3 separate regions of the Homo sapiens genome follow, and regions 1 and 2 are each linked to region 3. Evidence: chromatin loops called from intact Hi-C (ENCODE). Cell type or tissue: MCF 10A. All regions are shown on one strand.

What was found. Peaks named below come from ENCODE experiments on the same cell type or tissue, not always from the same donor. Only the 100,000 strongest peaks of a DNase experiment are listed, where the experiment ranks them.
Region 1: a loop joins it to region 3, with 9 times the contacts of the local background. A loop is called at or near these places in 2 of 110 quality-filtered maps.
Region 2: a loop joins it to region 3, with 3 times the contacts of the local background. A loop is called at or near these places in 2 of 110 quality-filtered maps.

The regions. Positions count from the first base shown.
Region 1 is chr1:208,925,541-208,933,540 of GRCh38, forward strand. All of the region lies in intron 1 of LOC107985255 (a long non-coding RNA gene), which reads right to left. Among named protein-coding and RNA genes, the nearest start is that of LINC01774, 43 kb to the right of the region's middle. In MCF 10A, no CTCF peak of the experiment used is centred here; a DNase peak (open chromatin) is centred at 4,241.
Region 2 is chr1:208,982,340-208,990,339 of GRCh38, forward strand. The region is part of intron 1 of LOC107985255 (a long non-coding RNA gene); the gene reads right to left. Among named protein-coding and RNA genes, the nearest start is that of LINC01774, 14 kb to the left of the region's middle. RefSeq lists an enhancer at 6,419-6,718. In MCF 10A, no CTCF peak of the experiment used is centred here; DNase peaks (open chromatin) are centred at 3,142 and 6,602.
Region 3 is chr1:208,804,493-208,812,492 of GRCh38, forward strand. No RefSeq gene overlaps it. Among named protein-coding and RNA genes, the nearest start is that of LINC01717, 80 kb to the left of the region's middle. In MCF 10A, no CTCF peak of the experiment used is centred here; DNase peaks (open chromatin) are centred at 3,099, 3,449, 4,049 and 5,579.

The sequences.
Region 1 (8,000 bases), 120 kb after region 3:
CATTGGCACGATCATGGCTCACTGCAAACTCTGCCTCCTGGATTCAAGCAATTTTCCTACCTCAGCCTCCCGAATAGCTGGGATTACAGGCACCCACGACCACACCCGGCTAATTTTTGTACTTTTAGTAGACACAGGGTTTCACCATGTTGGCCAGGGTGGTCTTGAACTCCTGACCTCAGGTGATCTGCCTGCCTCAGCCTGCCAAAGTACTGGGATTAGAGGTGTGAGCCACTGCGACCGCCCCCCCCGCCAGTGGTCAGCCTTCTAGCAACCAAAATTAGCCAGAATATAGCTGTTAACCTAGACATAGCAGAAAACATACACAAAAAGAGTTATAAAATTCATGAACTTTATGGGAGAGACATTGGGCTACCTTCAGGAGGATTGACTTAAAAATCATATAATAAGGATTTGAAATCTGATTTGCTCCAACAATATTTGATTTCTTCTAAGCTATCATCTACAACAGATGTAAAGTAGTTAAGTTTGGAGAGTGGTAGGCTCCTAGAAGCCAATGCATCATGAAACGACATCTGAAAAGAGTAAGGGAAACACTGAAAGAATAACCAAGAGTTACTGGATATACAAATGAGTTTGGGGGAAATTAAGGAAGAAGATAAGCTATGCCCTCTACCACTGAAATAATTCTAAGACATCTCTACACTAAGGCGCAACACGTTTAACTGGTGTGTGTGTTCATAACCCTCTCTCATCAAAAAAGTTTAAATTGTTTTCTGCCTTCTTTGCTCAGTAAGGCAAGAGATTTCGTTAAAGTTGTCCATAAATTGTGCACACAATACACACACACACAGGTACACACACACACAGGTATACACACACACACGGTGGCATTTTGAAATCATAATTATGTACATAAATACTATGGAGCCTCTGGTCCACTCTTGAGAAAACTATTCCTGATTTACTCTGTCTATTGTCTAATGTTCTCTGGCACGATCTCCAACCTGACTTCACCCCCTCAGTGTTTTTCCATGATAATTGCGCCGTGCATAAGTGGCATGTACAAGCCTTACCATATACCATATTTGAGTATAAAGTTAAGTTACATTTGCTACTAACCAAATTATGATGACTTAGCCAAACCTGTCATCTTTGGTGACTCGTTTTCCTCTGGTATTTCTGAGAAAATTGACCAGGCAGAGGTGGCTCATCTCACCGCTGCATCAGTGTCTGTTACTGCCTCTGCGTTGGTCAGTTGAGTCTTTCAATATCAAGACACTACTCTAGCTTGGGATGTGACTTATATGATCACGCTGTCCTTGCGGACAAGGGTGGAAGTGCTGTGCTCCCTTACAAAAGCATAGATAGTTCCCTTATTTCCCACAACAAAACAGAGGTCCAACTACACTTCTAATGAGATTCCCAAAGATTTGAGAGGTGATGGAAGGAAATTACTGCACTCTAAAGAGTGACTTACTTACTTCTTGACTACTGGCTACCAGACTTGAAGGCTGTCAGAGCCCGCCCCATAATATCGTTACAGGTTGCCCAATTTCCTGGATGCCTCCAACCAGCAGAGAGCTTACTTCTTCCTCAACTAATAGGATTGCCGTTTTCCTAAAATAACGGTCTATTCTCCCTTTAGCAGAAATTCTAATTTCCATCCACAGTAATGAGACTCCTTCTGCTTGCTGAAGAACACAGTGTTTCAACAGAAGTGCATTTCTCAGCCGGGTGCAGTGGCTCACTCCTGTAATCAGCACTTTGGGAGGCTGAGGCGGGCGGATCACGAAGTCAGGAGATCGAGACCAGCCTGGCTAACGTGGTGAAACCCCGTCTCTACTAAAAATACAAAAATTAGCCGGGCGTGGTGGCGGGTGCCTGTATTCCCAGCTACTTGGGAGGCTGAGGCAGCAGAATGGCGTGAACCCAGGAGGTGGGGCTTGCAGTGAGCCGAGATCACACCACTGTACTCCAGTCTGGGTGACAGAGCGAGACTCCGTCTCAAAAAAAAAAAAAAAAAAAGTAGTATAATTATAAGACAGGCTCTGATCCTTTTCACTTTTCAAAATTGAACAATTAGCCTCAATAGTATCTTGAAATTTATAGTCCAGTACAGTCTCAAATCTATATCGAAAAAGAAAGTTTTTCTCTTTCCCACTCTTTTTAAAGTAGTAATAGGCATATCTCTGAATAGGTGATCAAGATCATTGTGATAGCTCTTCTCTAAAGATGCCCAATGAACCACACCCCTGACATCCAAACCCATATGTAGTCCCCTCTCTCACTGAATCAGGATGGTTCTTTGACTATGACCAACAGAATGCAAGGCCAAGTGCCATGGTCCTCCTCTCATGAAGCAAGACTTCTGGGTTTGTTTTTTTTTTTTTTTTTTTGAGACGGATCTCACTCTGCCGCCCAGGCTGGAGTGCAGTGGCACCATCTTGGCTTACTGCAACCTCTGCCTCCCAGGTTCAAGCAATTCTCCGTCTCAGCCTCCTGAGTAGCTGGGATTACAGGCACCTGCCACCATGCCTGGCTAATTTTTTTGTATTTTTAGTAGAGACGGGCTTTCACTATCTTGGCCAGGCTGGTCTTGAACTCTTGACCTTGTGATCCACTTGCCTCGGCCACCCAAAATGCTAGGATTACAGGTGTGAGCCACCACGCCCGTCCTCATGTCTTTTTTTTCAGATTTTTCTTTTGTTGTTGTTGTTGTTGCCTACAGTCTCATTGCCACTAAGGAAAAAAATTATTACCAATAAAGCAGCCATATCTGTGTCCAGCTTCAACTGGACAAGTTCTATCTCAGTTCTGTTTTTATCGAAAAGCGTTGAAAATCTAATGATTTTGGAACTTTCCTATCTACCTAACTTCTCATTTCTATGTTACCTGGGCTCACAGAATTCTCTGCTAGCCCTTTTGGGCTTCATCCATCATGAGTAATACCACCAACTGATCATCCATAATATTATAAAGAGAAACTAGAATCACCACTATGATGGATGAAACAATCTCTGCAAACTGAAGTCACTATTAGTCAGCCCTCTGTCATTTTTCTGGTGACCAAAGAAGCTGCAAGGGCTGGACGATAGCTTGTAAGACTTATTGAGCCCTGATGGCCATGACGTTCTTTCTTCAGTTAAATATCAATAATTGACTTGCCATGAATTCTGTCTTTCAGTCTTAATTTTACATGGCATTCAAGTTCAAAAATTATAATTTCCCGTGCTGAAAATAAGAGGACTTGTTGCAGACTGCCAGCCACATTTCCTGTCTATAATACATAGACAATGAAACCACTCTAGACATGATATTGCAGTGTTTCTGCTGAGAAGTCCTTAATCTTTGTATCATCTGCTCTGGCTCCCCCAAGAACAATCTCTTGGCGAAATTCCATAGCTCTAAGTCTGGCTCATTGAATATCCTAGTGAGCCAGGACACTGTGGACTAAATGCGGTATTTCATTTGTAACTATTCTTAAAAAATTAATTTCATTAGTTGCTGAACAGTGGAGGCCAATAAACAGTCTTTGCCCCCAACCAGGCTCATATCATTTAAATTGAGAAACAGTGTTTTCTTTTGGTGAATCTCCACAATCATCAACTAGGAACCATCCCCAGGGTCAAACGGAGAACAGGGATTAGTTGAGGAGATACCAGTTGGAGTTGTAAACCGATAGTCTCATTCCAGTCTCTGAAATAGGCTTTGTTTCCAAAAACTGCCTTTAATTTTTTTTTCCTCAAAATTCAGGCCTGAGATCAGTAGCCCTTCAGAAACAATTCCATTGCACTGTAAGATACTTACCTTGAGAGAGATGCCAGTACGAGTTTTGGCATTAGAAATACAGGTGGCACAGCTTCCTATGGCTAGGTCATTTCTAAAAGGAAAAGTGTTAGACTTTGCTGACCAATATCAGGATTTCAAAAACCACTGCATATTTCACTGGTAAGTCTCACATTTTAGGAGAGCTGGAAACTTATCAATGAGATTGCAAGGGTCTGTCGATTACCTGCCAGATTTCTCTTAACAAAGTACCAATGACTTGAGGAGAAGAGTGATGATCTACCTTTAGTGGGGGAATCAGTGGCCTAATATAGGAGCCTTCATCCAAAGGCAGCAGTATGTAATTTAACTCCTGATGTTCTTGAGGACTGTGGTAGAAGATCATCATGAATCCACAGTGTAGCAAATATGCCAATATTGGGAGTTGTTGGTCGTGACAGTGAGTGCAAAACAGCACATCTAAACGATCCACATGAGTCAGCTGGGCTTGGCCATTAGCCGTAGTGACTCCATCCTGCTCATTAATCATTTTACATGATACACAATGGGGGTTGAGCCAAAATTAAAAATTACTACACAACATGGAATTTGGAGATCATTTACAAGCAGTCAAAACTGAGATTTAAAAATATAGAAAGCCAATGGTTTACTGCAACTATAATTTCAATATGCTGAGAAAACAGTGTTTTCTTTCTGTGAATCTCCATAATCATCAATTAGGAGCCATCCCCAGAGTCAAACAAGGAATAGGCACTAGTCAAGGAGATATCAGTTGGAGATGTTAATAGACATTATCTATAAAAAGGGAGGGGATAAAATAGCTTGGAAAATTCTGCAGTAAACAGATTGAAAGGCTTCTTCACTCTAACACATATTGTGTCTTTAATTTACTGAAATATTTTAGGAACTTACAACTTCATACAGAAAATGACTGAAAATAATACATCTATTATCGACACACGTATACATATATGTATATACACATACTTACACATGTCTAAGCACATCTTTGTAAGTTATGAATACAGCACTTGTTGTAGAACAGTAGCATAGCATTTTGCAGAAGTTTGGAATCCTACAGGAAAATCATGTTAGACTTCCAGAATGCATCTTTTAAATTTCCCAATTTCTCCTTCTTATGTGTAAAAAAAATTCCTAAGTTAAGTGATTTCTCCAAGGACTTGCAGGTACTTGGTAAGACAACTAGGACTCACGTTTTTCTATAGGATATTGATTTTTAAATTATATTCAAAATTCAATTAAGTTTAGTCAGTATTTATAAAGTAGCAATATTTACATTTAACTCCTGATTAGATGTAAGACATAAGAAGCCTGTGTCCTGGTCATTACATTAAAGGTGTTTATAATCTCAGTTTTAAGAGAAGAATTATTGCCCACAAACAATGAGGCTTGTAGAGTTCAAGAAACTTGCCTGTGTATCTTCAAAACCACCAGAAAACGTCAAAGTTGAAATTCACATCCAGCCCACTTTGGTCATAAAGCCCACACTCATTTCATTATTCTACAATGAGATGAAAATGGTCAGGATTCTGTCTTATTTGTCTCTATATTTGGAAGAACTAAGACAGCAGCTAGCACCCCACTGGAGCTCAGTTAATATTTGAATGAATACACGCAATGAATCTCAGACAGGGCTTTGATCATGGGTAGAATGTGACTAGAGGAAGAAATGAAGCGACTATTCCACACGTGGGATCTTGATTGCTAAGCAGGTAGGAGATCAGCAAGGCAGAAAAAAGGGAAAGGAGCACACACGTTTAACTCCAGATGAACTCCTCAGCTTTGTGTTTTTCTCCTGTGCTTGTGAGACTCTGGATTCTGCAATGCCTTTTTACCAGATCTGCCCATGGGCCCTGCTCCCTGCTGCACCAGCTTCTTGTGGACAAAGAAAGAGGATAGGGCAATGCACTTGTCTCTGCCTCTTGGCATTTCAAAATCCTCCCTTGGCATAGGTGGTCAGACAGGGAGTAGGGCAGGGATGGCTGCAGAAGGGTTGGTGACAATAGGCAGAAACAGGTGGTAATGAGCACAGAGGGATTAAGGCAACTTTAACTAGACAGTTTGGCTCTCTTCTTCTAACTCATTAGAATTTCCTCTGTCTTTTCACAGAGCATGTGCCTGTGGCAAACAGCACCATCATTTTTTCAAGAACTGAAAGGAAGGGGATGCTACAGAGAGATGAAGCATGTTACCATATCAAAAAATCACCTAATACTGGGTAGAATGATTAGGTTTATGTGGGCAGCACACACACACATGCATACACATTCTTATGCTCAAACAAGTCAATTGAGCCGTGGAAATAACACTGACACTGAATCTGGAAGGAATCAGGTGTCAAGTGTAAAAGAAATTGAATGTTCCTTGCATTTCCTTTCTATTCGATTTATGTTTGGTTTCCCTGGGAAACTACAACTGGGAGGCAGAGGGAGTTGATGTTCTTCTCTTAGGTAATACCGTTCAGCTGAACTGACTGAAAAAGTTTATATTTGAAAATATATAAAGCAAAGTTGCTGCTGTTTTTGTAAGTGATATCAGCAACATCTACAGATTTTTTCTCCTGTAAAACTGCATATTTAGAGAATTATATACAACAGTGACTAACGGGCATACAAATCGTCTGAAAATCTTGTGAAAATACGGACTGTGATACTCGAGGTCCAAGGTGGGGCCTGATATTCTGCATTTCTAACAAGTCCCCAGGTGATATGGAGGCTGCTGGTTTGCAGACTGTGCTTTGGATAAAAAGAAAACACGGCAGCCTCTCTATAGGCAAACATGTGTTGTGAGATCTACAGAGAGAGAGAGACACAGTAGAATCAGAGCTACCAGTTTCCAACATTCCTAAAAAGGTGATTGGATAGGAATCCATCAACTGCCTCAGGAGCAGATTTTCTTTACTGACTCAGAAAGAGCTCATTCCTTCACAAGGCCTGTGCAAACCATCCTGACAAAGGTAGTTCTGTGAGGGTTCCTCCATCCCCTTTTCTTCTTCCTCAGGTGACATGGACATATCTAATGGCAGTTTGTGCTTCATCACCCATCACTGAGAGGGCTGTGAGCCTGTCACTGCCCAGAGTGACAAGCAATGGGTTCCTCCATTTGGCCCTGCTGTGAACAACCAGATTAAATTTATACACTCCTTCACCCTGTGAAGGGTGTCCTGACATCCGGGGAAAATTGAGGGTAAAGAGGTCACTGCCACTTTATTTGAGCCCCAAAGGCTTTTCTCGATGCTGTTTGACATTATCCAAGATACATTTTTAAATCTATAACGGGAGTGAAGAGTTGTAATTGGTTTTAGGTACCCAGAGACTTCTGGGCAAGAAGGATCTAAGTTGTTGCCCCTGTAAATTACCAATAGTTGAAATACAGAGAATAGAAAATGAAGCTCTCCACATTGGGCAGTGAAACCAACTTCTGCCTTTGAGGGAGACTCAGAGTCTCAAATCCAGGGTCCCCTAGGAGCAAAACAATCTTTGCCTTCTGTGCAGACCAAGCCTACCAACACCACAAGGAGCCCATCCCCTCTCCTTTTAATTCTTTTCAGTGTTCCCCTCCCCTACTGAAGGAAATGCAAATCCCCCTCTAAATCCGTCCTGTGTAGGACAAGGAGTTTCTCTTCTACAGCATGAAGAGTCTAGAGTCCAAGCTTTGCTAAATTCAGCAGGTTTCCAGTCTATGCTGCACGTAAAGCATTCAGTTCCTTCCCAGCCTAAAAAGTCTATTTTGTCTTCTTTGGGCTGCTGGTCACCCATAAGCTAGCCACAACCTCTTTTCACAGCATTCTTTTTTTGTGCTTAAAATAAGACCCTTCAGAAGCTGTTTTTTTTTGTTGTTTTTTTTTTTTTTTTTTTTTTTTTGCTTCAGGCACCAAGATATCCAAAACTTTTCAAAGGATTATTATTCTTTATGCTATATCCTGAAATTCCTGAAATCTCCAGAACGTCTTTCCTAAAGACTGCATTACACTAGTAATCTCTACTTTTCAAGATCTAGCATTTCCCTTAAAGTACTAATTCTTTTCCGTTCCTAAGTATTTTTTCTCCTAGTCTTCTTCCTTCCTTCACTGTCTCTCTTTCTCTTTCTCTGTCTTTCCCACTCTCCCCTTACACACGCACACACACTCATGCACACACGCACATATATTCTCTATCTCCCCATCCTTTCCTTTACTCTCTGCTGCAGAAGAGAAAGATACTATAAAGATGCCAAGGATGATCTGAACT
Region 2 (8,000 bases), 180 kb after region 3:
CACTTTGGGAGGCTGAGGCAAGAGGATCACTTGAGACCAGGAGCTTGAGGCCAGCCTGGCCAACGTGGTGAAACCCCATCTCTACTTAAAAATAGAAAAATTAGCTGAGCATGGTGGCACCTGCCTGTAATCCCATCTACTTGGGTGGCTGAGGCACGAGAATTACTTGAGCCTAGGAGGCAGAGGTTGCAGTGAGCTGAGATCGTGCCCCTGCACTCTAGCCTGGGTGATAGAGAGAGAGACTCTGTCTCTAAATAAATAAATAAATAAAATAAATCCATCAAATCCATGGAAAATAATTTCATTGGGATTTTTACTGGAATTACATTGAATTTATAGATCAATGTGGGAAATAATTTATAGCATATATTCATGATGTTGAACTTGCATATCCATAACCAAGCTCCTTTTTGACTTTGTATAGTTGTGTAATTTTCTTCATAAAAGTATTAAATACTATTTGTTAGATTATTTTTGCCCTAGGCACTGTGTAAATTTGAATGCAATTGTGAATGAGATCTTTAAAAAAATAACATTTTCTATTTTCCAATTATTGTTAAATAAAATCTCACTAATTATTTTTGTATGTTGATCTTATTTCTGGCAATCTTCCTGAACTTTTTAAATTCTAAATAGTTAGTCTATGAATTCTTTTTGCATTTTGTATGCAAACAATGATACCATCTGCAAATAACGATTGTGCTTCTTTTTTTCAAATAATTATATCACTTATTTCTTTTTATTGCATTTTTGAATTGGTTAAAACTTCCAGTAATTGCTACATAGAAGTGGTTTTAGTGAATAATTTATTGTCTTGAGTTTAATGTGAATGCTTCTAAAAATCTGACCATAAAGTATGGCATTTTCTGTGGGTTTGGGTACATGCTCTTTACAAAGTTAAGGAAGTTTTTTTTCCCCAGTACTAATGTACTGGTCTTTTCCTTAATTTATGAATGAATATTGACCTTATAAAATATTTTTCTACATTCGTTGAGATGCTCACGTTTTTGTCTTTTTTTTTCCATGTGTTGAATGAAGATTTATAGATCTTTTAAATGTTGACATATCTTTGTATACTTGGGATAATCTGTTTTATCCTGATGTACTATAAATCCAATTCTGGGTTTGCTAACATGTTATAATTTGTTCTTCCATGCTATAGTGAGATTGGACAATATATCTCATTTCTTATACTTCTTGTGCCTAATTTTGATATCAAATAATAGGTAGTTTACTCTCTTTATTCATTTGCTGAAAGAGATTTTATCAGAAAGGAATTATGAGCTTCTGATTTGTGGTAAAAACTTCTCTATAAAATTATGTGGGCTTGGTACCTTTTTAGGGAGAATTTTTGATTACTAATTAATTTTTGTTATAGATCATTATTTTTCTAATATAGGTTTGTGAAGGCCCAACTGTATTAATTATATTTTACTGTGTCTTATACTGTGGTAAGATGAAATGTTCTGTATGATATCAATTATTTGGACATTTTTTAGACCTTTTATAAACTAAAACGTGACCAACTTTTTAATAAATGATACATGCATATTTAAAAACCATATGTGCTCCTTACTCCTTACATAAGAATATAGTTATGTTGTATTACGGTGTGTTACATTATATTACCATAGAGAAAACAGCTATTTTATTCAAATCTTTAGCATCTTTACTAACATTGACTTCTTGATCTATCAGTTTCTAAAATAGGTGTTAAAATTTTTACACAAGTATTATGTATTTACAAATGTCTTCATGTAATTCTATCAGCACTTATTTCATAAATTTATAAATGTATGATATGGTTTGGCTGTGTCCCCACCCAAATCTCACCTTGAATTGTAAAAATCTCCACATGCCAAAGGTGGGGCCAGGGAGAGACAATTGAACCATTGGGGGAGTTTCCCCCATACTGTTCTCATGGTAGTGAATAAGTCTGACGGATCTGATGGTTTTATAAATGGGAGTTCCCTTGCACAAGTTCTCTTGACTGCTGCCATGTAAGACATGACTTTGCTCCTCCATCACCTTCTGCCATGATTGTGAGGCCTCCCCAGCCATGTAGAACTGTGTGAGTCAATTAAACCTCTTTCCTTTATAAATTACCCAGTCTAGGGTATGTCTTTATTAGCAGCATGAGAAGAGTAAGACTATATATATATATATATATAAATTCATGATAGTTATAGTTTCAGTTATAGTATCAGTATATAATGTTTGATACAGCTTAAGTTCTCTGAGAGGCAACCAGGAAGATGGTGATTAACATATAAGATGTTTATTAGGTGGGACTCCTGGGATCAAAACCTGTAGAAGAAAAGGAAAAAAAAAAACACGTTTGGGCAGAGGGAGAAGTTGAGCTGTGATGCAGTCTCAACAGAGACCTAAGATGACCCCATGAAGAGCTCTGGAGCTGGGATGGTCCTTTAGAGTTTGCCCAGTTAAGGCAAGGGTTCCAGGACTTTATACCCTCTGGACGATCAGTCACTAGATGTGGACTTCTCTGAAAGAAGTGTGATTTGGGGTGAGACAGTGTTTTTAGTAAAGGCAATCTCTCAGGAGAAGTTTACAGCTAAGGACTGCCTTTCATCAGCACTTCTAGAAGCTGGGGGAGTATGTCCTTAATTAGTAAAGAGGAATCTGGAGGCATATTATAGTACTCAACACAGACTACACCTTAAGTGCCTGGATTCACTTACTCATATAGGTTCTGGCAGTGACTCTTCTAACAATCCAGTGGAAAAACTTAGAAAAGAAAAAAAAATGTGATGATAAACTACAGTCCCCATCACTTTTGCTTATCTCAAGTCCAGAAATGATCTTTGTTATCTCCCTTCTCTACCACTTATTATAAATTTCCCTTACCCCCAGCTAGCACCTCTGGTGGTCTTGGAGACTTGCCTGGTGATGTGAACTAGATCTTCAACCATGTGCAGTCTAATTCCCTTCCTCATTACCATTACCTTTTCAGACCAGAGTTACTGTATTTGTGCAATTATTGTCAAAACGTGATATAGAATCACTAAAAGATACTTAAGTGTATTATCTGGCTGCTAAATATATTCCTAATGTTCTCATTGTGTAACAGCATCCTGACTTACTCCTGCCAAGACAGTGATTCATTTCCTTACCTGCTGACCCTTTGGCATGAGTTGCCCAAAGTGCTAGACAGGAGCCATAGCTGGGCCCTATTAAAATCTGGCAGATTTTCATATCATCTGGTGTTTAGGTCACATTAGTATTCCCAGATATGGTTCCCATAATGTGGAATATGCTGCCTTTGTAACCCAAAGAAACCTTCCAGGCATTTTGCTTCCTTCTTCATGCTGAGAATACAAATTTTGATAATTTGTTCTTTATTTGGGGAGGATGGGTGATTCTTATCATGCCATAAACACCGTACATCCGTAATTTTACTTATGTGCCAGGCCCTGAATATTCATAGGGTTTAACTCCAACTCTCTAGAGAATATGCTTCTTAGCAAATCCTCCAACTAGCATCTATATTTTGCTCATCTGGTTCCATTAGCATGTTGTCAATATAGTGAACAAATTTGACATTCTGTATGGATGTCTAAATGGTCTGTACCTCTTCATACTGTATTTAAACAAAGGGCAGAGGAGTTAACACAGCCTTGAAACAAACATGTAATTGATTCAGTTGTCCACTTTAAATGAAATTCTTTTCATTTCCTCTTCCTAATGATGAAAAAAATATATTTTCCAGAGCAACGGAAATATGGCTGCATACCATATATCTGATGACATGTTAATCTGCTCTAGCAAACATACCACATCTGCCACTGGGTCCGATACCTGGCTATGTTTGCAGTAGTCCACTGTAATAATATGTCTTGTTTTTGCAGAAATCAGATTGGTGAATTAAACAGAGACTGAAGGGGACCATCATTCCTGTATCCTTTAACAAACTGTAAAGGTGGCACTAATTTCAACCATTCATATTGGACAATTTTTTTTAAGTAACTATCTTGAAACAAGTATGGGGGATAAGCTGTTTTCACAGGCTTCTTCTTAACTTTTCCCCTAATCCTGTAGGCTGAAGATTCAACGTGGAGGTTGTGCCAACTACCAAGTATGTCTATTACAATTATTAATTGGGGTCTGCAGAAATGACCACTGGATGAGTTCACAGATACGGTAAACAGACTGTGGGCTGGACTTGGCTATCCCAGGTCCCCACTCTGACAGAAAAATCATGATGACACTTTGACCTCAATATCAACTTGGATTCTCTTTCCAACAGTCTTTAAAGTGTTTGGATATTCCACTTTCCCTAGGATACAGTTACCCAATAGAAGGCAGTAGGTCCCTTTGAGAAAAGGAAGTAGCCACTACCACATACATTTACCATGATTTTGCAGGGTTCCTCTAAAAGCGTCTCTTCTCATATCAATGAGTTCTGGGTATAAAAACTGGATATTGGACAGGGAATTGTAATTTTTATTGGAATGATGGCTCTCAGCCTTGTCATTATTATCCTTGAATTTGATGTTTGATTTTACAGATAGAATAGCACTACTGTTAGCTGTTGCTGTGGTTTGAATGTGTACCCCAAAGTTCATGTGTTGGAAACTTAATTCCCAATTCCAGTGTTGATGGCTGTCAGCCTTGTCATTATTATCCTTGAATTTGATGTTTGATTTTACAGATAGAATAGCACTACTGTTAGCTGTTGCTGTGATTTGAATGTGTTCCCCAAAGTTCATGTGTTGGAAACTTAATTCCCAATTCCAGTGTTGAGAGGTAGGACATTTAAGAGGTGACTAGGTCCTGAGGACTCTTCCCTCAAGATGGATTAAGGCTGTTATTGCAGGATTCGGTTTGTTATTGTGGGAGTAGATTCCTGATTAAAGGATGAGTTCATTCCCGTACCTCTTCCCACATCCTCTCTTTCATGCATGTGCACTCTTTTTTTTTTTTTTTTTTTTGAGACGGAGTCTTGCCCTGTCACCTAGGCTGGAGTGCAGTGGCGCAATCTCAGCTCACTGCAACCTCCACCTCCTGATTTCAAGCAATTCTCCTGCCTCAGCCTCCTGAGTAGCTGGAATTATAGGCAGGTGCCACCATGCCTGGCTAATTTTTGTATTTTTAGTAGAGATGGGGTTTCACCATATTGGTCAGGCTCATCTCGAACTCCTGACTTCAGGTGATCTGCTGCCTCCGCCTCCCAAAGTGCTGGGATTACAGGCATGAGCCACCGCACCCGGCCCACATTTCCTTTATTTCCTTTTTCTCCCCTTTCTACTGGTTTAGGAATTAAACATTGCATTCCTTCCTCCCTTTTTTGGTATTTGCCTTTATAATGCTAATGCACAAAGTTAACTAAATCTATGACTAATCAATATCTCTCTTATACGACTGAATTAGAGGAATATAGAGTAATTAAAGTCAATTTCTCGCTATCATCCATGATATTGTGTCATAGTTTGATTCTGCTTAGGACTGATACATGTCCCCACCCTTACGTACACATGTGATTCGTATATGCCCACAAACATTCATCATTCTACCACTGTGGCTTTGAGTTTCTTGTTCATTTCTGGGACTTTGTGATATTTCCTTCTTCCTGCTTTCAATTTCAGCTATACAGTTTAAGAAAAGGTTTGTGTTCTATCTAAGTCAGCATTTCTTTTTTTTTTTTTTTTTTTTTGAGATGGAGTCTCACTCTGTCACCCAGGCTGGAGTGCAGTGGCGAGATCTCAGCTCACTGCAAGCTCCGCCTCCCGGGTTCACATCATTCTCCTGCCTCAGCCTCCCAAGTATCTGGGACTACAGGCGCCCACCACCACACCTGGCTAATTTTTTTGTATTTTTAGTAGAGGCGGGGTTTCACTGTGTTAGCCAGGATGGTCTCGATCTCCTGACTTTGTGATCCGCCTACCTCGGCCTCCCAAAGTGCTGGGATTACAGGCGTGAGCCACCGCACCCGGCCTCTAAGTCAGCATTTCTATATATTTGGAGCAGAATGAAAGGTTGATTACTTCTGCTTGGCCACCACATTGATCAGAAGTTTCCTTTTATTAATCTTTGCTTTTTTTCAATTCTTGAAAGCTCTCTGGCACATAGAGGATCATCCATACCATTCATTCATTCAATAATTATTTAGTGAGCATCTCCTGATGGCTGGTGCTAAGCCCTGGAGTTAGGAAAATTCACTTCAGTGTGTCTGGAAAATGTTTATTCTGTGGTTGAAAAGATGATAAGAGGGTGTGTTTTTCCTTGGGTGCTGTTATAATTATCTCTTTTAGTTAAACATTCCTAGGGACTAATGCACTCCTAAAATGAAGTGGACTGTTGTAAGAATTTCCACTCTATTAGGAATGACAGTAGAGTTTTGATCCCAGTAACCCACCTCAGGGAAAGCCTGTGTAATTGAAATTTACCAATAAATTTAAAATTCATTTTAGCCAAGAGACCTCACCTCATTTTTCACCCACTCTCCCCTCTCTCCTACCCTCTGATGCACCCATATACTCTTCAGGGATCTCTGCTTCATCTGGCATGAAGTCAGCTCGGGTGCTATTTTACTTTCATTTTCTATTTCTCATTGTTCACAGTGTTTGTCTCTCCCTCCCAGAAGCCTTCCACCACAGAGTAAGAACATGCAGGAAATCAGTGTGTCTTGAGCAATTTCTAAGCCTCGCTGGGAGGTGCAGCAAAGCAATAGAAAAACAAGGAGAATCAGTCTCCCAAGTTTTCCTCTCACCACACCTTCCCTCCAGAAGTACTTGACCTCCATCAGCCTCCCAGAGCTGGCCCTCCGGCTCTCTGGAGCTCCCTGACAGGTCCCAGGTGGTGAATATCATCTGCTTCTTGTTAGAATTCTGCCCTGTGTGAGCAGGTTTTAGAAGCAGCCTTTGAGAGCTTGTTTGCTATCAGCCCTCTGACACTTCTGTCTCCTTCACAGACACCCAGTAATTGGGTCCTCTTGGGTCATGAGCTACAAACACTTCTCCACTTACTCTACAAAGTTTTTTTTTCTTTTATCAAACATAGATTTGCAGCTAAACTGTTCCTTTGTCATGCCCAAGGTGTAAAAACCCATCTTATTTTCTTTCTGGTCTTTGGCTCAAAAAGAGAAGTTTTTCTTTTTGAGTGGTCCCAGCCCAGATGGCAAAATGAACTTTAAATTTACCAAGTTAATTATTCCCTTGTGCTACGTTGTTTGAAAAAAAGCCCATACATTTAAAATTATGAAATGAAATGTCATTGTAACTCTCCTAGCAGATTTTAATTTGATATTGTGATTAATAATGATATCATGGTGTCAAAGGTGTATTGGATAAAGAAAATACGGTACATATACACCATGGAATACTATGCAGCCACATAAAAGAATGAAATAATGTCCTCTGCAGCAACATGGATGCAGCTGGAAGTCATTATCTTTTTTTTTTTTTTTTTTTTTGAGATGGAGTCTCGATCTGTTGCCCGGCTGGAGTGCAGTGGCACAATGTCAGCTTACTGCAACCTCCGCCTCCCAAGTTCAAGCAATTCTCCTGCCTTAGCCTCCCGGGTAGCTGGGATTACCTGTGCACGCCACCATGCCCAGCTAATTTTTGTGTTTTTAGTAGAGACAGGGTTTCACCATGTTGGCCAGGATGGTCTCAATCTCTCCACCTTGTGATCTGCCCGCCTCGGTCTCCCAAAGTGCTAGGATTACAGGCATGAGCCATTGCACCTGGCCGGAAGTCATTATCTTAAGCAAACTAACACAGAAACAGCAAACCAAATACCACATGTTCTCATTTATATGAGGGAGCTAAACTTTGGGTACAGATGGACATAAAGATGAGAACGACAGACACTGGGGACTACAAGAGGGGAAACAGAGGGAGAGGGGAAAGGGTTGGAAAACTACCTATTGGGTACCATGCTCACTACCTGGGTGATAGGTTCAATTGTACCTGAAACCTCAGGATCATCCAATACACCCATGTAACAAACCTACACATGTACCCCCAAATCTGAAAGAAAAA
Region 3 (8,000 bases):
AGTAGAGACAGGGTTTCACCTCATTAGCCAGGATGGTCTCGATCTCCTGACCTTAGGATCCACCCACCTCCGCCTCCCAAAGTGCTGGGATTACAGGCGTGAGCCACCACACCCGGCCAGGATCTCATTCCTTTATATGGCTGCATGGTATTCCATGGTGTATATGTACCTCATTTTCTTTACCCGATTGGTCATTGATGGGCATTTAGGTTGATTCTATGTCTTTGCTATTGTGAATGGTGCTGTGATGAACATTCTTGTGCATGTATCTTTATGGTAGAATGGATTTCTATTCCTCTGGGTATATACCCAGTAATTGGATTGGTGAGTTGAATGGTAGCTCTGCTTTCAGCTCTTTGAGGACTTGACACACTGCTTTCCACAATGGATGAACTAACTTATACTCCCACCAACAGTGTATAAGTGGTCCCTTTTCTCCACAATCTTGCCAGCATCTGTTATTTTTGACTTTTTAATAATAGCCATTCTGACTGGTGTGAGGTTGTAACTCATTGTGGTTTTGATTTGCATTTCTCTAATGATCAGTGATATTGAGCTTTTTTTCATAGGTTTGTTGGCTGTATGTATGTCTTCTTTTGAAAAATGTTTGTTCATGTCCTTTGCCCACTTTTTAGTGGGTTTCTTTGTTTTTCTCTTGTAAATTTGTTTAAGTTCTTTGTAGACTCTGGATATTAGACCTTTGTCAGATGAAGAGATTGCAATAATTTTCCCCATTCTGTAGGTTGTCTGTTTCCTCTGTTGATAGTTTTTTGCGTGTGTGTGGTGCAGAAGCTCTTAAGTTTAATTAGATCCCATTTGTCAATATTTGCTTTTGTTGCAATTGCTTTTGGTGTCTGTGTCATGAATTCTTTGCCAGTTCCTATGTCCAAGATGATATTGCCTAGGTTGTCTTCCACAGTTTTTATAGTTTTGGGTTTTCCATTTAAGTCTTTAATCCATCTTGAGTTGACTTTCATATATGGTGTAAGGAAGGGGTCCAGCTTCAATCTTCTGTATATGGCTAGCCAGTTATCCCCAGCACCATTTATTGAATAGGGGGTCCTTTCTCCATTGCTTTTTTTGGTCACCTTTGTCAAAGATCAGATAGTTGTAGGTGTGTGGCCTCATTTCTGGGTTCTCTGTACTGTTCCATTGGTCTATGTGTCTGTTTTTGTACCAGTACCATGCTGTTTTGGTTACTGTAGCCCTGTAGTATAGTTTGAAGTAAAGTAATGTGATGCTTCCAGCTTTATTCTTTTTGCTTAGGATTGCCTTGGCTATGCAGGCTTTTTTTTGGTTCCATAGGAATTTAAAATCATTTTTCTCTATTTCTGTGAAGAATGTCTTTGGTAGTTTGATAGAAATAGCATTGAATCTGTAAATTGCTTTGGGCAGTATGGCCATTACAATGACATTGATTCTTCCTATTCATGAGCATCAGATGTTTTTCCATTTGTTTGTGTCTTCTCTGATTTCTTTAAGCAGTGTTTTGTAATTCTCATTGTAAGGATTTCAATGGTTAGCTATATTTCTAGGTACTTTATTATTTTTGTAGAAATTGTGAATGGGATTGCCTTCCTGATTCGGATCTTGGCTTGGCTGTTGGTGTATAGGAATGCTAGTGATTTTTGTACATTAATTTTGTATGCTGAAATTTGCTGAAGTTGTTTATCAGCTGAAGGAGCTTTTGAGCCGAGGCTATGGGGTTTTCTAGATATAGAATCATGTCATCTACAAACAGGGATAGTTTGAGTTTCTCTCTTCCTATTTGGATGCCCTTTATTTCTTTTTCTTTTTCTTTTTTTTTTTTTTTTTTGAGATGGAATCTCACTCTGTCTCTCAGGCTCGAGTGCAGTGGCATGATCTCAGCTCACTGCAACCTCCGCCTCCTGGGTTCAAGCGATTCTCCTGCCTCAGCCTCCCAAGTAGCTGGGATTACAGGTGCATGCCACCACATCTGGCTAATTTTTTATATTTTTAGTAAAGACAGGCTTTCACCATGTTGGCCAGGCTAGTCTCGAACTCATGACCTCACGTTATCTGCCCGCCTCGGTCTCCCAAAGTACTGGGATTACAGGCATAAGCCACCACACCCAGTCCCTTTATTTCTTTCTCTTGCCTGATTGCTCTGGTCAGGACTTCCAATACTATGTTGAATAGGAGTGGTGAGAGAGGGCATCCTTGCCTTGTGCTGGTTTTCAAGTGAAATGCTTCCAGATTTTGCTCATTCAGTATGATGTTGGCTGTGGGTTTGTCATACATGGCTGTTATTATTTTTAGGTATGTTCCTTCAATACCTAGTTTACTAGACTTTTAAAAAATAAAACAGTGTTGGATTTTATTGGAAGCCTTTACTCTTACACTTCTAGAGCACTTGGCCATTACAAACAGCTGTCCCACGCAGTGCCTCACTTTTCTATCTCAACATGAAGAAAGGAAACTTCTATGTATCAAATGTCTTCTGCGTGCCAGGCCCCATGCTGGGTACTTGATGATATTAGTTTCAAACATATTTAAGGTATTTTATAAGAATACATCAAATGTAAAATAACACCAATAAAAACTGAGTCAAAATGGAAATGAAAAACAAAGGCAGGAACTTAAAATATAGTCAGGAATAAGGCTAGAATGAATATTCTACAAACTTGAAGTAAGCCACAAATTTGGTTTTCAAGTTCTATAGGAGCCAATGTCACAAAAAAGGGGGAAACAACTTAATAACAATCAATGCAAAAAGGAAAACAAAAGATTACACCATTTACAACATTCATCAGATAAAAGCAAATTAGTGGCTTAGGAAAAACATGTCTCTTCTCTGGACAAAAAATGGGCAGGAGCTCTCCTGGGTTTTCTCATAAACAGAACTCTGTGTTTCATAAAGGGCAATGTCTTTAACACATCCTTGAACAAGAAACAACAAGTAGAATGTTTATTTTTGTTGAAATATGGGCTACTACTACACCGTCAGATATTGGGAGAGCCCAGTGAGGCTCTGAAGGCACAAAATTTAAGGAGACATCCACTGTCAGGGTTGTGCAAGTGCCTACTGAAATTCTGTGCCCTGGGTACCTCCCTTGCCTCCCACTAGCCCTGCCCTGTCATTATATTACTCATAGTCATATTCAGTAGGAGGAATTCTCTAAGGCTGTGGTTTACAATAGGGGATGACTTTTCTTCCAGGGAACATTTGGCAAAGACTGGAGACTTGGTCACTGCTGGGCAGATGCTACTGGCATTGAGTGGGTAGCGGTCAGGGAGACTGTTGAACATCCTACAGTGCACTTGATAGCCACTCACAGCAAAGAATTATACAGTCCAAAATATCACTAAGCCTAAGTTCAGAAACTCTGCTTTTGGCAGAGCCATACTCCTTACCTGAGCTCATGTGGTGACTTGCTGCATAGGATGATTCTGCTTTCTTATCCTCGTGGTAAATGAATCATGAGCTCTGCTGTTGTAACTTCCTAAATATCACCCCATCTTGTGTTTGGACTACTGCCATAGCCACAGTGGTAGACACTTTTAAGAGCCTACAATAGCATCCCTGCAGCAACAGCATCTTTGCTTAGAAAAGTCATATTTCACCTTGGAATAAAAGGAAGAGATCTCCTGATTTAGACGAATCATGTTGATCTATTCTTCTTTGCCAAGGATTGACTTAAGTATGAGCATTTGCCCTCTTTCTGGCCAGTGATATAAAAGGGAAGCCTGCTGGGGGACTTCTAGAAAAGATTTTGACTTCTGATAAAAGGGACAGATAGAGCTAGTGTTGCTCTCCTTTCCCTTTTTTCTACTTGAATGTGGACTCCATGTCTGGAGCTGTGGTAGCCATTTTGAGACCATGAAGTAACAAGGAAAAGGAAGGAAAGGCAAGAAGCAAAGAACATTGGAGCAAAAAGAATACACTCTTGCCACAGAGCTTTTTTGAGCTTGCAATTCCTTTTGTCTGCAATGCTCCCCCTCTACCTCCCCATGGTTAATTCCTAGTCATTCTTGACATCTCAGCTTAACCCTCATCTGTGGGAGAGCCACCTTAACCTCCCTGACTCTGTCTGAACTTGTTAGAGGTTCATAGCATCATGTAAGCTTCCTTCACAGCATTTGCCAAGGTTGCGATTTCTCATGTGTTTGTGGTATGACTTGATTTTTTTTTTTTTGTCTTCCTGACTAGACTCCAAGCTACATGACAACTGAAACTATCACAATATCTCTAGTCCCTGATATTTAGATGCTAGATAAGCAATACTATTTTCTTATTTTTTTCTTTTCCTTTTTTGAATGAAAAAGCTTAAATTGTCTGGAAGTTAGAATGTCTTCAATATTTTAAGCCATCTTCCCGGAAAGTATTTTGCTCGACAGAATGTTTAATAAATAGTGAGTGAGTATGAGTTCAAAATGATTCTTCCTGGAAAATAACTAAAACCCAGATATTCTGTGTGGCCAATTAAATAGAAATTCTTATGACATAAGAGGACATTGAGCTGGGGCATGCAGGAATAACTTCCTTTCTGAAAGCTGAGGGGCCTGCAAGGAGAATACCTAAAAGGAAGCCATTCCACCTGTCATCAGGTGAGCTGAGAGAATGCCACAGGCAGAACCAAGATTCTCAGCAGAAAGTCATTTTGAATGCTTCAATCACCAGGCTAATGGGTGAATGAAGCCCTGAAGACATACAGCATATAACATGGCTAAAAATCCCAGTGCTTAACATGGAGGATTTTGTTTAATCTTCACAAAAAGTAACATAATCATATGAGGTAGGTATGCTTATCTCTATTTTACAGAAGAGCAGGCTCTGCTGATAAGACAAAGAGGCAGCTTTGGAACTGAGGCTTGTCTAACTCCTCCGCTAATATTCTTTCCTTTATACCAGTGGTTCTCAAACTTGACTGACATTGGGATCACTTGGGGAATTTTGGGTTCCATGCTAAAAAATTTGTGTTTAACTTTTTAGGAATTTAAAAAGATCCCTCCAGGTGATTCCACTGTGCAGCCAGGGTTGAGAACCACTGCACTCCAGCCTCGGCAACATAGCAAAATGTCACCTCAGAAAACAAAACAGAAAATACCCAGAGTACTACAATCGTAGTGGGTGGAATAATGGCCCCTAAAAATATATGTGCAAGTCCTAACCCCTAGAACTTGTAAATTTGACCTTATTGGAAAAAGAGTCTTTGTAGATATAATTAAGGATCTTGAGATAAAACCATAGTGAATTTAGGATGAGCCCTTACTCCAGTGACAAGTATCTTTGTAAAAGAAAAGCCAAGGGAGACTTGAGACGAAGAGACATGGAGGAGAAGGCCAGGTGGAGATGGAGGCAGATATTGACATTATGCTGTCATAAACCAAGCAACATCTGGAACCACCAGAAGCTGGACGAGGCAAGCAAGGATGCCCCCTGATGTTTTCAGAGGAAACATGGCCTGCTGACACCTTGATCTCAGACTTCCAGCCTCTAGAACTGAGACAATACATTTCTGTTGTTTTAAGCCACTGCGTTCGTGGCAATTAGCTACAGAAAACCTGAGAGATTAATACAAAGCTCCACCTCCAGAGTTTCTGAGTCAGCAAGTCTTGGATGGGACACAAACATTTGTATGCCTGGCAAGTCCCCAGGTAATGCTGATGCTGCTGGTTCAGGGACCACACTTTGAGAACCACTGCTCCTTATCATGCAGTCTTTATCCAGCTGTTCAGCTTTCGCAGCCTCTGCTTGTAACCTTTCTATTCAGGGATGTGAAAAATAACTAAAGGAAAAAGAAATCTGTAAGTCTTCTAGATTTCAATGATCATTGTTGCTGATTCACTGTGTTATTGATCTTTATGAAATGGAGGTGATGCTCTCAGAAACTAGTGCGGTTCCTGAAAGTGGACCAGGAGTTCAATGTGGAATACTTTTGTTCTCCCTTTACAATATCACAGGAATTACATAAGCAATTGTGTAATGCACAAAACACCAGAAGCCGCTCAGCTTCCTGCCAGCAGACCTATCTATGTGAGTTTCTGCCTGTTTTCTCTGCCTGTCTTTTGGTTGGTTGCAAATAATGAGGTGCCTCTTCGCCTGCTCAGCGTTCTTACCTCCTGCTATGTTGGGCATCCTATTGACTCACCTCCTCAGAGATGTTGCTCCACCAATATCTAGTATCTAGTGTTCTGTGGCTCTTATCCATTTCCATTAACAGATACTCAAGATTTTAATGTCTTAAAATGAGTCTTTCTTTAGCCCCCCATCCTTCAGACACCCCCGTAATATTTCCTTTCCATCTTGCCTGCAAATTTAGTATTGAAATATGCTGCATTTTCTTTCTTCACCCTACTCACTCTTATACCCCAGTAAGCTGCACAGCACCTTTCTAGGCACTCTTTTTTCATGGCTTTGAGATCTGTCTTCCTTTTCCTACTCCTTATATCTGGTTGTTCCTCAGTTGTCTTCTCTGGGCTTTCCTCTACTCGTGCAACTCTCTTCCTGAGTTATTCATCTACTTACAGGGTTTCATCTTTGCTGATGACTCTCTGATCTTTATTTGCAACTTAGATCATTTTCTCTTGAGCTCTAGTCTCTAGTATCCAAAGTGTCTCCACGGACACTTTAAAGTCAATGTATGCATGCCCCAAATCCTCCTCCCCCTTCCTATCTCCCAATCTGTTCCTAGTCCTGTGTATTGCTTTCTCAGGGGTGCTGCTTGTACCTAGTTTCTCCAATAACATAATTTGCAGATGATAACACCAACAAATACTTATGGAGTGCCTCCCACCTGCTAGGCACTGTTCTATATGCAAGAAATAAGTGGTGAACAAAGAAGTTGTGATCCTGGCCCTAGTCTTGGATTCCTCTCTCGCCTTCTCCACCTCTTCCCATACCCAGGTAATCATCGAGGCTGGCCAGCTCTCCCCTTTGACATTATCTGAACCCACCTACACTTTCAATCTCAGTCTAACCAACTGCCATCTCTTGCCTGGATGAATGTAAGTGCCTCCTAAATACTAGATATCGGTGGAGCAATATCTCCGAGGAGGCAAGAGTTAATAGGATGTCTAACATAGTTCTTCCTGCCCTGCCTGTCTCTCTTCTCCAATACGTCCTCCACACTGAAGACACAATGGCCTTTGAAATTGTAACTATGATTACACCACCCTCTTGCTTAAAAGCTGGCGATGTTTTAACATTGCCTTTAGGAAACAGTCCATCATCCTTACGAGGGTTTATCAGGCCCATTGTGATATGGTACCAGCTTGTTATCCAGGAATCTTGCTACAACTCCCCCTGCCCCCACCACATTTTTGTTCTTGTTATAATGAAATGCCTTCAATTCTTAAAACATACCACATTCTCTTCCATTTCAGGAACCTTTCGGGTGTGTTTGTCTCTAATTCTTCCCTTCCTGTATTCATCTTCTCCTCACCACATTCATCACTCACATTTTACCAGTCACCCTGTAGATCTCTGCTCACAAGTCATTTACTCAGGGAAGCCTTTCTTGATTCTTTAAGTCTGAGTCAGTCCCATTTCTTGGTACTACTGTGGTCCCCTGAGTAGCCTCAATGGTGAAAAAGCTCCTTCCCGACTGCTTGGTAATTACCTGTTTACTCATCTCTATTCCCCATTAGCAGGCATTATGTTTACATTTTTTTTTTTTTTTTTGAGATGAAGTCTCACTCTATCGCCAGGCTGGAGTGCAGTGGTGTGATCTCGGCTCACTGCAACCTCTGTCTCCTGGGTTCAAGCGATTCTCCTGCCTCAGCCTCCCGAGTAGCTGGGACTACAAGCGCGTGCCACCACACCTAGCTAATGTTTGTATTTTTAGTAGAGATGGGGTTTCACCATGTTGGCCAGGATGGTCTCGATCTCTTGACCTCATGATCTGCCTGTCTCGACCTCCCAAAGTGCTGGGATCACAGGCATGAGCCACCAAGCCCGGACGATGTCTACTTTTTATTCCCCATACCTAGCACAGTGGGTGGCACATGGTAAATACTCAATAAATACTTGTTGCCTA